Linked DNA regions of Homo sapiens: region 1 is linked to region 2. A link is a loop called in an ENCODE intact Hi-C map of the cell type or tissue named here. Cell type or tissue: PC-3. All regions are shown on one strand. Each heading gives the region's core, and the rest is flanking DNA. Links, peaks and the distances in the headings are about the cores only. Region 1 holds the start of TEX9 (testis expressed 9). Region 2 overlaps TEX9 (testis expressed 9).

Region 1 (8,344 bases), core at 279-8,278, 65 kb before region 2:
GTAATATTAAATAATAATGATGATAAAGGACATGTTTGTGTTGTTCCTGATCTTAGGGAGAAAGCATCCAATTTCATTAAGCTGTAGATATTTTGTGGAAGTTCTTTATCAACTTGAGGATATTTCCCTGTAGTCCTAGTTTTCTGAGAGTTTGTACCTTCAGGGGTGTTGGATTTTGTCAAATGCTTTTGCTGCATGAATTTATATGATCATATAATTTTTCTTCTTTATCCTCTTGATGTGCTGAATTCATTGATTGATTTTAGAATATTGAACCATCCTTGTATACTGAGAATAAATCCCACTCCATTGTGTTGCATAATTCTTTTTAGACATTGTTGGATTATATTGGCTAAAATTTTGTTAAGGGTTTAAAAATCTATATTCATGAGGGATATCAGCTTGTAGTTTTCCTATAATGTCTTTAACTGCTCTTAGTATTAGGGTAATGCTAGAGTCATGGAATGAGTTGGGAAGTGTTCCTTCTGCCTTTATTTTCCCAAAAAAGATTATGTAGAATTGTTATTTCTTCCTTAAATGTATGTTAGAATTCACCAGAGAAACCATCTGGGACTGGTGATTTCTTTCTTGGAAGGTTATTGACTCAATGTCCTTGCCTACTCAGATTATCTATTTCTCCTTGCATGAGTTTTGGTAGTTTGTATCTTTCAAGTAATTGGTCCATTTCATCTAATTTATTAAATGTTGGGGTATAGAGTTCATAGTATTCCTTTATTATCCTTTTAATTTTCATGGGACAATTGATGACTTATTTTCCATTTCTAATGTTGGTACTGTATTGTTTATATTTTTTAATTTTCTGTATATTATGATGTTTAGACATCTTTAAAAAATCCTTTCTGGCTTGGGAGAAACTGCTTCCTCCTGGGGCAAGCCAATTCTTAGCTAAGCAAAAGGGCTTAGCCAGGGAGCATGGCTTTGATATATAAAAAACTAATATGAAGCCATACCTCTTCTGTCTGGTCCATATACAACAGGCCTTCCTCTGTCTTAGCCATTGCAGAGCTATGTACCAGATAATTAAGGACAACCTTTATACTCCGGGGCCCTCTGAAATTATTCATAGTAGCCAATCCTAATGGGTTTACTCTACCTTGCTTTTCCTGTGGAAACTCCAATAGAGGCTCTAGTCCAGGTTTTTCTCTTCCTCCTGTTTTCTGCCTCCTGACTATCCCGAGGCTTCCCCATGTAACCCTGTATGGCATGGCATGCGTCCTATTTCTAGGACCTGTGAGTATAATAAATGTTGTTTTCCTCTCATGGCCACACCTGACTGACCATCACAGAAAATAACACAGAACAGGTTACTTGGATCTTCTCTTTTTCTTGGTTAGCACAGCTATAAGTTTATTGATTTTAACTAGATTGTGGTTTCTGTGATTTTCTCTATTGTTTCCCTGTTTCAGTTCCATTGATTTATGTTCTAATGTTTATTGTTACTTTTCTTTTGCTTTAAGTTTAATATTTTTCCTTTAGCTGCCTTGAAGGTAGACATTCAGAGTTTAGATTTTTCTTCTTTTCTAATATATGCATTGAATGCTAAGCACTCCAAGCACTGCTTTCATAACATTCCACAGGTTTTGATAAGTTATATTTCAAATTTTATTTAGTTCAAAATGTTTTTTTAATTCCTCTAGATATTTACTTGATCCATGTATTATTTAGAAGTATGAATTTAATTTGCAAATATTTTGTGGGTGTCCAGCTGTTTTGTTATTGATTTTTAGTTTAGTTTTATTGTGCTCTGGGACCACAATAAAATAGTTTGTATAATTTCGGTTATAGGTTAAAGTGTGCCACCTCCCCCTCCCTACCATATATTGAAGTCCTAACCCCCAGTACCTGTGAATATGGTCTTTACAGATGTAATCACGTTAGGATGAGGTCATTAGGGTGGCCCACATCCGATATTACTGGAGTCTTCATGAAAAGCAGGAATGCCATGCAAAAGCAGAAACACACAGGGGAAATGCTACATGATTATAGAGGCAGAGAGAGGTTGTAGTGATGCAGCTGCAAGCCAAGGAATGCCAAGAAGTGACAGCCACCATAGAAGCTAGAAAGAGGCAAAGAAAGAGTCTCCCCTGCAGGTTTCAAGCAAAACATAGTCCTGGTGATACTTCTAGCCTGGTTTTGGACTTCTAGCCTCCAGACCCATGAGACAATAAATTTCTGTTGTTTTAAGCCACTCACTTGGTGGTGCTTTATTACAGCTACCCTAAACTATATAATTTATATTCTTTTAAATTTATTAAAGTGTGTTATGGCTAGAATGTGTTCTAGCTTGGTGAATGTTCCATGCGACCTTGAGAAAAATGTGTATTCTGCTGTTATTGAAATGAGTATTCTATAAATGTCAATTAGATCAAGCTAATTGATGGTGCTGTCCAGAGCAACTCTTGCTGATTTTCTGCCTGCTTAACCTGTTAATTACTGAAGGAGTAGTATTGAAGTCTCCAAATATAATGATGGATTTGTCTATTTCTCTTTGCAAGTCCTACCAGTTTTTGCCTCATGCATTTTGACACTACTGTTAGGAGGATTTACACCAGGATTGTTCTATCCCCTTGGAGAATTGACCTCTATCATTAATGCTCCTCTTTGTCCCTGATAATTTTCCTTGTTCTGATGTCATCTTTGTTTGAAATTAATATAGCGACTCCAGCTTCCTTTTGATTAGTGCTAGCATAGTGTTCCTTTCTTTATCCCTCGATGTTGTAAATAGTTTATTTTTAAGATGTTTTAACAGCTTGAGTGATTTATTTCACATATCTATATTTACCCATATAAAGTGTACTATTAATTGGCTTTTAGTGTATTCACAGAGTTGTACACCATCAACACAATTGATTTTAGAATATTTTCACTAGCGCCCCCCAAACCCTGCAACTCCTTAGCTAACCCTCCATCATCTGCCAAGCCTAGACAACTACTAATCTACTTCTGTCACTATGGATTTGCCTATTGCGGACATTTCCTACAATATGTAGTCATATTGAAATAGAATCCTATAGTATGTGATCTTTTGTGAAAGAAATTAGATAATACTTGGTCTTTTGTGAATGGCTTCTTTCACTTAGCATAATATATTCAAGGTTCATCCATATTGTGGTATACATGTACTTCATTCTTTCTCATTTCTGAATAATATTCCATTGTATGAATATACCACTTTTTATTTAATTACTAATCAGTTTATGACCATTATGGGTTTGTTTTGCATTTTGGCTGTTATGAATAATCCTGACATAAACATTTGTACATATACTTTTCATGTGGGTGTGTTTTCATTTTCCTTGGGTGTATACCTAGCAGTGGTTGCTGGATTGTTTGGTAACTCTGTGTATAAACTATTGAGGAATTGCTAGACCATTTTCCACAGTGGCTGCACAATTTTCCCATTCCCACTAACAGTTTATGAGGGTTCAAGTTTCTCTACATCCTCCTCTACACGTTATTGTCCATCCTTTTTTTTTTTTTTGAGATGGAGTCTCCCTCTGTCACCCAGGCTGGAGTGCAGTGGTGCTATCTCGGCTCACTGCAACTTCTATCTCCCAGCATTTCACCATGTTGGCCAGGCTGGTCTCAAACTCTTGACCTCTGGTGATCTGCCCGCCTCAGCATCCCAAAGTGCTGGGATTACAGGTGTGAGCCACCGCGCCTGGCTATCCATCCTTTTGATTATCGCCATTCTAGTGGGTGTCAAGTGGCATTTCATTTTGGTTTTAATTTTCATTTCCCTGAGGACAATACTGAGCATCTTTTCATGTGCTTTTTGCCTACTTGTATATGTTCTTTGGAGAAATCCCTATTTCTTTGCCCATTTTTAACTTGGGTTGTCTTTTTTAAAAATTTTTTTAAATTGTTTTTCTTTTTTTTTTTGAGACAGGGTCTCACTCTGTGACCCAGGCTAGAGTGCAGTGGTGTGACCATGGCTCTTTGCAGCCTTGATCTCCCTGGCTCAAGTGATCCTCCCACCTCAGTCTCCTAGTAGTTGGGACTACAGGCATGTACCACTGGACCCAGCTAATTTTTATTTATCTATTTCCTTTTTTTTTTTTTGTAGAGATGGAGTCTTGCTGTGTTGCCTTGGCTGGTCTGGAACTCCTGGGCTCAAGTGATCCTCCTGACTTAGCCTCCAAAGTGCTCATATTACAGGCATGAGCCACTGCACCTACCTATTTTTGAATTTTAATACTTCTTTATATAGTCCAGACACAAGTTATTTATCAGATATATAATTTGCAAGAATTTCCCCTCTTCCTGTGGTCTTGTTACTTTATTTATGGTATCTTTTGAAACTAAAGGTTTTTAGTTTTGATAATGTCTAGTTTATCTATTTTTTTTTCCTTTTTTTTGTTTTTTTCTTGAGATGGAATTTCGCTCTTGTTGACCAGGTTGGAGCGCAATGGTGCAATCTCAGCTCACCGCAACCTCTGCCTCCCAGGTTCAAGCGATTCTCCTGCTTCAGCCTCCCCAGTAGCTGGGATTACAGGCATGAGCCACCACACCCGGCTAATTTTTTTTTTTTAGGAGTGGCGGGGTTTCTCCATATTGGTCAGGCTGGTCTTGAACTCCCAACCTCAGGTGATCCACCCGCCTTGGCCTCCCAAAGTGCTTGGATTACAGGCATGAGCCTCTGTGCCCAGCCTCTTTTTTCTTTTCTTTTTTTTTTTTTTTGCTACTGCTTTTGGTGTCATATCTAAGAATCCATCAAGGATTCTCAGAATTGTAATTCAAGGTCATAAAGATTTACACCAACAGTTTCTTTGAAGAGCTTTAGAGTTTTAGCTCCTAAGTTTAGGTCTTTGATACATTTTAATTTTTGTATATGGTGTGAAGTTAAGGGTCTAATTGCATTTGGATATCCAGTTGTCTCCCCATCTGTTGAAGACAATTATTTTCCCATTGAATGGTCTTGCACCCTTTCTAAAGATCAGATGACCATACATCATATCACGGTTTATTTTTGGATGTCAATTTTATTCCAAAACAATTGAAATTGTTAACCGCTTACGTGTTTCAGGCATGATCCTAAGCACGAATTCATTTGCTTCTCATAATAACTGTGAAGTGGGCACTATTCTCACTTCCATTTGACAAATGAAGTGGCCGATATACAGAGTGATTTGCCCAAGGCCATATAACTGGTAAGTGGCAGTGCCAGGATAATAATTTAGGTTGACTAACTTGAGAGCCTGAGTCTTAGCCATGCATGCTGTAAACAAAAATTAGAAATCAAAACTTCTGAATTCCACTGAAGAGCTCACTTTAAGCAAACGGGGTGAAGGTCGGATTAGCCACTAACGGTTTGAAAAGCACAACAGGGAGGGATTGCCTCACCAGCTTGCTTTCTATAGAGTAGCGGCAAAGGACCTGCCTGTTTTGGCTGAAACTCTTTCAACCCCCACAAGTTGAGAATTTGCACTAACTAAGTCGAATTTGCAGTTAGGAAGCCTTCCTGGGTTCCTGGGACAGCGCCGAGTGCTGCGAGCAAAGGCCGAGCCCGCTGCCAGAGGCTCGCGCCGCTCGCAGCACAGAACCTGAGAGTGGGAAGGCGTAGGCGCCCGGGCGGGAGGCAACCGGGATGTGGAAACTCTCGCGGGAAGATGCGTCGTTGCCTCGGTAACCGCGTCGCAGTCGCCGAAGATGGCGGGGCGAAGTCTGTGTCTCACGGTCAGTTCAACTCCAGGCTCCTGGGGAGCGTCTGGGTTCCGGCGACTAGGACGCCTAACTTCCTTTAACTTCGGGTCTGAAAGTCTGTGGCTCTTTTACAGAGAAGCAGCGTTCCAGGGACTCCGTTCCCGCCACCCGTTCAGCAACCCTCTACACCTGGACCCGACCTCCTCGCCTTGGAGGAAGAATATAAGTAAGAAATTCGGCGGTTGAACTTTTCCTTCTTTCTTTCATCTGAATGAGGCTGCTTACAAGTACTTTTTTCTGGAGACTGGCTGGATCTTCGGGACCACTCACTCTGCAGCATTCCCTTCTCGTCATCTCGTTCACCTGCCGTTTATCCTTTCTTTGTCTTTGATCTGAGTAGTTCGCCTGCGTATTAGAAGATATTTGAAGTGGGCGAAAATTTAGCCCAAGTAAGCATGTTGTTTAATTTAAAACGTAGCCCAAGTAAACAGCAAGATACTGTTGGAAGTTATTTGGGTAGCAGGAATTGCCACGAATAGTTAGTTCACTTGATAGTTTAGGTTATTTCGCTTAATATCAAGTTCATAGAGTTTACCTTGTGTAAATTTCCTTTAGGTTGGTTTCTAAATTGAAAGGATGCTTCCCACTGCAATCAGAATTACCATTCTCGTTCAAATATTCCTTTTCTTATCTGTTCTCAGTGTAATTACAACTATCCTGACAACGGTGCTTTCATTCTTGGCCCATTCTACTCCTCATCCCCAAGTTTTCACACAGCAGCCAGTGTAATCTTTTAATTTGATCTACCATGCCTTTGCTTAAAATTCTACAGTAGTTTCCTGTTGCATTTCAAAAGCTCTGATCGATGTGGCTCCTCCTGCCTCCTCTATTTGATCTTATTCCCTCTTCCCCTTTTCCCCCTAAAACTCTCCAGCTTCACTGGCCTTTTAGTTCCAAAAACTCTTCCAGGTTTTCTTTCTATCTCAGGAAAGAGACAGTCACACACGCCTTCAACCTGTAATGTGAGTGGCCTTCCTTGACCATGCTAAGTAGGCTCCCTTGTTGGTCTTTTTCATTGTCTCAGTGATTTTTCTTTCTAATTAGCATAATTTGTTACAATAAATTCATTTGTGAATTTCCTTTTTGTCTGTCTCCACTGGACTGTAAGTTCCAAGGGCAGAGGCGATGTCTGTTTTATTTGCCATCATACATACCCTTATAAAAAAGTGCCTTTTAACAACTCCCTTCCGTTTTAATATAAAATAACTAGATTAAAATTTGGAAATAGTTGGCAGTTTGTATCAGAGGGTTAAACTAGAGTTATCGTATGATCTACATATGATCTATAAGCATATTTGAAATTAAAACTGAAAGGTACTGTGTTTAGGTGAACTATACACAGACCAATTTACCACAGCAAGTAGGAAGATAATCATATCTTCTTCTCTCTGATGAAATGGGCCGATTATCCCAGTTCAAAAGTGTACTTAAGCAAATTAATCTGTTTTCTATATATAGTTCTTTATCAGCTATGCCTCAATCAAAACGGTTATTTTCATTATCATTAACCATATAGTATTAAATACCTGGATTAGGTTTATTTGTTCAGTTATTTGAGAGTGTATTTTGCACCTGGTTCTGGTGCATCCTTAGGGATACAGTCCTGCTTAAAATGAGAAATATACAGGGACTATTATTGTATTCTAGCACGAGTTACTTTATAAAACGAGATAGCTAAACAGTATTATATGGTGGCCAGTTGTTACTTGTTCTGTTATCTGTACTCTGAGTTGTGCACATCTGAAGCATATGAACAGAGTAACTCCCTACACTACCTGAATCTTCTAGAATACTTCTGTGTCATGTAGAAGAGTAAAATGTCTGGCCATCCCTGTAAGCAAGAATATGAAATTATAACAGTATGGTATCTGTTTTGCCACCTGTTGTCTTGGCATTGATCATTAGAATGCTACTTCCCAGGGACCTCAATCCAAAACCTTTTGCAGTTCTGCTTCTGTTGGAGGAAATAATCACTGTCCGAAAGGATAGACTAAGGAAGATGCTAATCGCTCAAGTGGATAGATTTTTCAAGCTTCATTCCTGTATTATAATACCAGATAGCTAAACAATAAGATAACATAATAACTGGTAGGGCAAGCCCCCTCATAAATCGCAATTACATTGGATTTACAGATTAATTTGTAGAGAACTGACTTATTTATGCTATTGAATTTTCCACGAATATGATACTTCTCCATTTATGGGTTTTTACCTTTAATAGTGTTTTATCATTTTACTACATAAAATTCTTGCGTATATAATTTGCTTCAAGGTACTGAATAGTTGCTATATAATAAGTGGAATTTTTTCTATTTTCTAATTGGTTATAAATGTAGAATTTTTAGATGTTGATGCTACATCTGCGTTTATATACACACAGATCTTCAGTCCTGCTGAACTCTCTTATTCATTCTGTGAATTCCCTTGGATTTTTGATGAAGACAATTATATGCAAATTTTGATCATTTTGTCCCTTGATAATTCTCCTACATTCTCTCTTTTTCTCTGTTTAGGACTTCCCGTGTGATATGGAATAGAAAAAGTGATGGTGAGCTTCCTTGTTTATGATTTTGAGAAGCCCACTTTTAATAATCACTACATTTGAGGTTTGCTCTAGGGT
Region 2 (8,344 bases), core at 105-8,104:
GTTACTTGTCTCCTTTTCTATCTAAGATTACACTGATATACATATTGGCCCACTTGATGGTCTCCCTTAGCTGCTGTTCACTTTTCTTCATTCTTTTACTTTTGGCTCCTCTGACCTGCTCATTTCAAATGACCTGTCTGAAAGCTCACTCATTCTTTCTTATACCTGTACAGCTCTGCTGTTGAACCCTTCAAGTGAATTTTTCCATTCAGTTACTGTATTTTTCAGCTTTAGAATTTGTTTGGTTCTTTTTTGTAATTTTTGTTGATAGTCTCATTTTATTAATATATAGGTACCCTGATTTCATTTAGTTGTCAATATTCTCCTTCAGCTCATGGAGCATATTTATGGCAGTTATTTTAAAGTCCTTGTCAAATAAGTGAGAAGCCTTTGTTTCTTTAGGATACACTTCTGGATATTAATTTTGTTCCTTTAATATGGTCCATGTTTCCCTGTTTCTTTGAATGTCTTGTGATCTTACATTGAAAAACGGGTGTTTGAAAAAACAGCCACTTCTCCCAGTCTTGCAGACTGGCTGCATGCAAGCAAAGACCTTCACTAATCAGCATGGTGTAAAGTCTTGAGGTCCTCTCAAACCTTTCTGGGGTTGTGTCTTTCCTGGGCCTGTGTGTTTTAATTCCAGTTTTCCATACACACGGCTTCTTTTAAATGTCCTAATTACCTAAAAATCTCACTACTTCTTCTCAGAGATTTAGATGCTGTATTTTATTCCTCTGCCCATAATTTTTTGCCACCAGGTTCCTGCAGTTCTGTGGACTCACTACACCTCTCACATTCAGTGGTACCAACCACCTGTTTCCGCAGCTTCCAACCTGATATCCAAATGATGCAGCTGTTCCCATCAGTACTGAGTCAGGCAAGACAGATAGCAGTCCCTCAGGCAGGCCCCAGAAAAGCCAGAATGTTGCAAGCAAGTCTACTCTTTTCCCTCCATTCCAAGGGAAGAACTGGGAATTGGGTGGCTTCTTCCTGACTGTGCTGTGCCAGGGAGGATGTGGGTAAAGGGTGAGCAAAACACCATGACATTTCCTACTGCTTTGAATATGGCCTTTTCTTAGTTAGGCAGTCTCTTGGTTGCTGCTGCTGACTGACTGATTGGTTTCTAGAGCTCTCCCAAAGCTATTTTGGTCTGTGTATCATATAGTCAGTCTTTTAATGGGGAAGCAAAGGCCTGGAGCTTCCTAATCCACCATTTTGCTGACAACACTCTTATCTTTTAAAGAGGTGTTTTTTTTTTTTTTTTTTGAAAAGGTGTATATATATATATATATATATATATATATATATATATACACACACACAAACACACACACACACACGTATGTATACATAAGATTACACATTACTATTTCTTTTTTCTCCATCTTTTTTATGTGTGTGTACAGAGATTCACATTTCCTTCTGGTATCATTTTCCTTTTGTATGAATGACTTCCTTTAATCTTTCAAGTATAGATCTTCCTAAACGTAATGATTTCTACTGACCCTTTTTCTGCTTTGCCCAAATTGCTAAAGAGCTTATCCAGTCCATTTTTACCAAGATTACAAACTTGGTCTCCCGCTTGTCATGGGAAGTGGGTAAATTCTCTGCTTAGCTAAAGGCCACAGCCATTTCCTTTCACAGGTACCTAGGAGTCTCACCCTCTAAATGGTATTTAGATGTCTGCCAAGCATTTGAGGGAAATACGTATGCATGTTTTGAGGGCTCTGTTTTTCTAGAATTTTGTACCACCTTGGCAGCCCTGCTCTCTGACTCCTCAGTCCAATAAGACTACTACTTTTTGCTTGAGTTCTTACCTCTGTGAACCCACAAACTGGAAAGTGCTTTTAGAAGAAGCTAGTTGAATGTGGATCTCAACCAGTATTTCTGCTCTTTCAAGGATCATATCGCTTCCAGTTTCTACTTATTATTGATTACTCATCTACACCTTCAAATATACTTTTTAAACGTTTTTAAAATGTTTTCAAATATATTATTTTTGAAAATTCATAAATCCAGAGTTTATGTTGGTTCAATACAAGCTACTTTGCCATTACTGGAATTAGAACTGAGTTATTTTAAAAACATTTTTTAAAAATGGGAAATACCTGAGCATGACTAAAAGCTATCAAATTCCAGTAATTCGGTAATGGAAAGCAATTTTTATCTACAAAAATTTTATATTTCAGTTTAAGAAAGTACTTTTTATTACTGTTGTGATGATAGTCTATAATTCTTTCCATTGAGGCTGTATATTAAAAATATATGGCACTTTTTTTTCCTTGTGTAGGACATAGCAAATGAAGAACACAAAAAAATTGAAGTGTTAAAATCAGAAAACAAGAAGCTAGAAAAACAAAAAGGAGAATTAATGATAGGGTTCAAGAAACAGTTAAAATTAATTGATGTTTTAAAAAGGCAAAAGGTGAGTCTATCATTAAAGTTAAATCATCATATTATTTGTAACTTTCTTACTAAAAAATTTAGCATTTTTCACTTTAGGTATGTTTTTGACATCTTTACGCACTGAACTTCATATAAAATGCATCATACATATGAAATCATATGAAATCTAACATTTATAGTGAGATATATGTGTCATCTAAGCAAGTGGATATTTTCACATAAGTAAGTTAGTGTAGAAAATGGGACTGGAAAATACAGTATAGGTACTTCTCAACTACAGAAAGTACCAAATTAAAGAATGACTATTAGGGGACTGTTTGCCTCTTCAAACCTTAGAGCGAACATCACTTCCAAACCACTATTGCTGCTTTCTCTAAAAATTCATAGTTCTGACACTTTCCTTCTTTGCAAAGGTCAGGTATTTAAAATATTATAGAATTATTATTATCTTAAAAGTAAGTTGGTTCAGTACTACTGTTGGACAATACCATTTCAAATATCATGCTTATTGGAATTAAGAGTATACATTCCTACAACAGAACTTATATTCTGACAATATATTATCCACACATTTTTACAAACTTCCTGTTGTTTGGTGGCCTACTCTTAATACTAAATCAGACAATATTGATTTTTTTTTTAACAGATGCATATTGAAGCTGCCAAGATGCTATCTTTCACTGAGGAGGAATTTATGAAAGCACTTGAATGGGGAAATTCATAAGTGATCTACTTCAGTTAGTCTCTATGACAGTATGTGATGGATACCCATTTTACTTATTGTAGTGGTTTGAATTATTTTTATTCTTCATAAGTAATATATTTGATTATGAAAGCAAAATAATTTCAAAGAATTCCCTTTTTAGATTTAGGAGATTAGCTATTAGCTCTTTTTGAGTTGTTTTTTAAGTTCTTAGCGTGACAATTAAGCACATCAGATAATAAAATTCTTGACTCTTTTCATTTATAATTCTCCTCCCTTACAGTAGACCAAAAAAGATGCTTTAAAAGAAAATTCCAAATATTTATTTCCCTGGCTAAATCAAGTAAGTAAAGTTCGTAAACACAGACAGAAGGCAGTTCACTTTGGGGTAGAGTTCTGTATTAGTCAAGGTAAATATACTGTCTTGAGGATGGGGATGCAAACAGTGCTCTGTAGTGTTGTAGAAATCGGATTTTGAAATTATCAGTACAAAAATAACAGCTTGATTAAAATTAATTTGTATCTGATAATTGTTTACAAGTTATGAAATTCAGTGATGATTTACAAAATCCAAACAGACAATGGATACCTAATGCCACTGAACTGTAAAACAAAAGTTATGCTGACATCTAGTGGTAACATGCAAAAAATCTATGCTTTACCCAATTTTGATGATATCATTTCTCTTCACAAATTTCACTCCTTTGTTGATATACTTTCCTGAACTCTTCACCAAGCAGATCAATATCATCCTCTTTTTTAAATACTCCCTACGAGAAAAATACTTTGTGGGTTACTTTTGAATACCAGAATATTTCACTAAATGCTTTTAAGACTGACAGACATAAGATTAGTAAAGTTATCTCCAAGGTAATGAAATCTATTCAACAGATTAATGAAACTTTAAAAAAATCAATACTTTTCAAAAAATAAGACTTTACATATATATTGAATATTCCTAGACTGACCCAATTTTCTGATTTATCAGCTCTAGTGTAGGAGCTTTTCATAGGAATCTGAGCTCTTCTACAAGTTCTACTGCTTGGATTACCTAGATAGGAAGGCACTTCATCTATACTGTACCCTACCCTTTTCTTTAAATAGCTCTATAATATGATATAATGGTGAGCTTCAGTAGATTCATGCATGGGATTAGTTCTTCATGCCTCAGTTCTATGGCTAATCAGCAAACAGTCAATCTTGCAGAAAAGAATCCAGGTTTGGAGTTAAGCCATTTAAGCAAACCCTTTGGAATTCTTCACTGTTCTATTTTTCTTTTCCCCTACAGTATACTGCAAAAGGCTCTTTAAAACAAAATTAAATATTTACTTAAATTGCAATCTAAAGAATAAAGAATTTTAGGGATAACTGAAGTCATTTGGCACCATTAGGACCTAAAGGATAAAGGTCATTTTTGGATATCAAGTTTATTAATCCCTCCTGCTGCCTCCACAATTATTTCCTCTACAAAAATATCAAATCCCAAAGAAAGACATTCCTACAATTTATAATTTAGTTTATGAAATGTATTAATTACATATGGATTTTATCATTAATACATCATTTTGTATTCCTTAATCCTTTCTAACCAATTAGACTATCAAGTCCTGTGGCCAGGCAGTAATTACCTATATATCTTTTTCCTTCCTTAGCACCAGAGTGAATATAATAAAATAAATATGCACTTGATTCTACTGAATAAAATATGAAATGGCATTTCTATAGCTGAAAGATGGCGATCTTATTTATATGAGTCTAGATGTTTATGTGGCCTATGAAACTGTTATTACTTTTTTAAGACAAGACGGGGTCTCACTCTGTTGCCCAGGCTGGAGTGCAGTGGCAAGATCATGGGTCACTGCAGCTTCAACTTTCCAGGCTCAAGCAATCTTCCAACCTCAGCCTCCAGAGTATCTGGGACTACAGGCGTGCATCACCACATCCAGTTAACTTTTTATTTTTTGTAGCAATGGCATCTCCCCATGTTTCCCAGGCTGGTCTTGAACTCCTGGGCTCAGGTGATCCTCCTGCCTCAGCCTCCCAAAGTGCTGGGATTATAGGCATGAGTTGCCATGCCCAGCCAGTTACTATTTTATTTGAAGTCACAGTGTGTCTCAGGTATACATTAAAATTCACTATCTTCTGGAATTTTAAAAATCAAGTTTAACTAGTTATAACTTCCTACTGTAGAGCAGATCTGTCTCAAGCTCAGTTCAACCATGTGCCTATTACTGGTGTTACCAGTGACAATGTTTTCATACACATTCTCATCTTTGGCATGTAAGTACTACAGTTCTAGGGTAGTCTCAAGCTCAGTTCAACCATGTGCCTATTACTGGTGTTACCAGTGACAATGTTTTCATACACATTCTCATCTTTGGCATGTAAGTACTACAGTTGTTCTAGGGTAGCTTTAGATTTCCTACACTAAAAGGGGAGAAAAGAAACTCTAAAATACAAACTCAGGCCAGGTGTGGTGGCCCACCCAGCACTTGGGGAGGCTGAGGCAGATGGATCACCTGAGGCCAAGAGTTCAAGACCAGCCTGGCCAACATAGCAAAATCCTGTCCTTACCAAAAATACAAAAATTAGCTGGGTGTGGTGGCAAACGCCTGTAATCCCAGCTACTCAGGAGGCTGAAGCAGGAGAATCACCGGGAGGCAGAGGTTGCAGTAAGCTGACATCTTGCCACTGCACTCCAGCCTGGGCGATAAATAAGGTACAAATTCAGTAAATCAAGCTCATACATCTAATAATGTGCTAAGACCAATCATTTTAGATATACTGAAATGGGCCCAGAGAGGTTCAGTGCCTGGACAGGAGGATCCCATTGCTGCTTCATAACCGAGCAAGAAGTGAGCAAAACCAAGGCACTCTAAAATCCAAATACCATGTTTTTTTCACTATTACAGGTCATGAAGATTACAACTTGAGATAAATCTCACTTACTTTAGGGAGATAGCCTAGTAAGTTTGTAGCATGCTCTTTAAGAAGTTTTAGCCTTTCTTCTTCAATAATTGCATTAATAAATCCTTGCCGCCTTTGCTGCAACTGCCACTCTTCTAGTTCACGTTGCTGGAAATGCAGATCAAATTTTGTTATCACAAAGTACATTAATCTTATACGAAGTTTTCAAATAAAACTACTCATGCAATGAATTAGATAAAATTGATGAACTATTTATGACACTAAGTTCAAAAGATTCTAGATAATATATATTTTTAAAATATATATTTTATGTCTGTACACATATCTATGTATTTTTTACTGTCATTATTCCTTTAAAATTACAAGGAGGCAAACAAATATTTTCAGGAAAGTGTCTTCATTACCAAGGGAAAAAATATTCAAAGGAGTGACTGCCTAATACAGTAAATATTTACTGAATGCTTACCATATACCAGATGCTGAAGAGTTTACAGTGTAAAACAAAAAATAGTGAATAAAGAAGATCAGAAATATCTAAAGGATATTTTCATATATATATATATAAAGATGATATGAAGCATGAGAATTCCACTAGTATTTCTTAGGAAAGTGCTCACTCTTAAATAATCACATCAAAATTCTGGGCCATATAGAAAAGATGACTTGAACTACGTGAAAGAACAGTAATCTACTAAGCCACTGTTAATTTGAGACTGTACTTGCATTCAAACCTAATTCTATCTTAATTCATCCATTCCTTATAAAGAGGAGATACAGGAAAGTTCTGTAATGTTACAGGGGAAAGCAAACTTGATACATTTTTGTCCAATGGTAGAGTCTACTTTGGGCTAATGCAGATTTTCCTAAGAAGGATCTGGCAGGCCACATTCAATGTTTATCCTAAAAAGAAAAATTTATAGTAAATTAAATTGTTTAGGCAGTTACGAAATCAACTTATCCATTTAGGACAAATTCTGAATAGCTTTGGTGTAGGAAACTACCTCCTGGGAAGTTTCAGATTTTGTCTGACCGTATGATTTTCGTAGAGGTAGACAGAATTACAGATACCTATTTAGGAATGTCTCTGAAATCCAAAAAACATGGTTAGACCTTATAGGATTGTATAATGAGTTTCATCACGAAGATCTGTCCTTGACTTGGGGCCAGAACAAAAATGTTGCCCAATCAAACGGACAAAACTAAGCCGACAGCTTCATATTGGGAACATTTATAAGTCTTTAAAAATTAAGACAAAAATTATTTGTATAAGTATCTATGCATTAGGTGGCTTTATCTGATTTCCATTTAGTTTTTAGTCTGATTTCTAGTTAGTTGTCTTGCTAACTTTTCCAGGAGCTTTCTCCTATCCAAGTACTAACCAGGCCTGATCCTGCTTAGCTTCTGAGAACAGATGAGCTCCAATCTGAAATATAACAGCACTTGTATTCCCATGAGTTTCTCATATTTGAAACATCTGCATTATTTTGACTCCTACTTTGTATAGTTTTAAAAGAAGTCATGTAAGTCTCACTTAGTCTTCCTCTAAATTCTTCTCTTCCTACCGATTTTCAAAACACCTACATATTATCCATTTGGTTCTTAAACCACAAAATCTAGTGAGACAATATAAGTATTTAGTTTTACGGATGAGACATAAATAAGTCAATGTATCCAAAGCCAAAAACTTCATTCCCTCTCCAACACTTAAATCTACATTTCCAACTAGTAATCTTCCCCTGGGCCACCAAATCATTTTGGGTGGACAAAATAGAATTATTTGCACCCTCAAAATCTATTTCTTTTCCTCTATACTCTTTCCTTAGGATGTCACCCAGTCACCCATTAAAGATGGAAGTGACACATGGACACAGGGAGAGGAACATCATCACACACCAGGGCCTGTCGGGGGGTGGGGGGGACAAGGGGAAGGGAGAGCATTAGGACAAATACCTAATGCATGCAGGGCTTAAAACCTAGATGACGGGTTGATAGGTGCAGCAAACCACCATGGCACATGTATACCTGTGTAACAAACCTGCATGTTCTGCACATGCATCCTGGAACTTAAAAATATTAAAAAAATAATTAAAAAGATGGAATGACAGTATTATTTATTAGGGGTAGCCTTAAGTCTTCTCTCACCCTAGATCTCACTGGTCACCAAGCCCCATCAATTCCGTATCCTTAACATCTCTCGGGTGGATCCCTTATCTATTTGCATGGGTTTCACCACTTGTCACTGGGATTATTATAATAACTTACTTACTGATCTCCCTATCTCCGAGCTTACTCATCTCTTATCTACCT

The links. A loop is a pair of places that touch in the nucleus more often than their neighbours do. Peaks named below come from ENCODE experiments on the same cell type or tissue, not always from the same donor. Only the 100,000 strongest peaks of a DNase experiment are listed, where the experiment ranks them.
Region 1: it touches region 2 in a loop (6-fold over the local background); 6 of 110 quality-filtered maps call a loop at or near these places.

Annotation. Positions count from the first base shown.
Region 1 is chr15:56,359,781-56,368,124 of GRCh38, forward strand. TEX9 (testis expressed 9) reads left to right here and starts at 5,646. Exons shown (of 12, transcript NM_001395496.1): 1 at 5,646-5,697; 2 at 5,799-5,890. The coding sequence starts at 5,671. RefSeq lists enhancers at 5,110-5,289, 5,300-5,349, 5,890-5,939. In PC-3, for the core only: no CTCF peak of the experiment used is centred there; no DNase peak of the experiment used is centred there; H3K4me3 peaks cover 1,937 bases.
Region 2 is chr15:56,425,315-56,433,658 of GRCh38, forward strand. It overlaps TEX9 (testis expressed 9), which reads left to right. Exons shown (of 12, transcript NM_001395496.1): 11 at 2,291-2,425; 12 at 3,053-4,840. The coding sequence ends at 3,130. MNS1 (meiosis specific nuclear structural 1) reads right to left here. Exons shown (of 10, transcript NM_018365.4): 9 at 6,059-6,184; 10 at 3,410-3,879. The coding sequence ends at 3,787. Among named protein-coding and RNA genes, the nearest start is that of MNS1, 36 kb to the right of the region's middle. In PC-3, for the core only: a CTCF peak has its summit at 3,726 (motif pointing left); no DNase peak of the experiment used is centred there.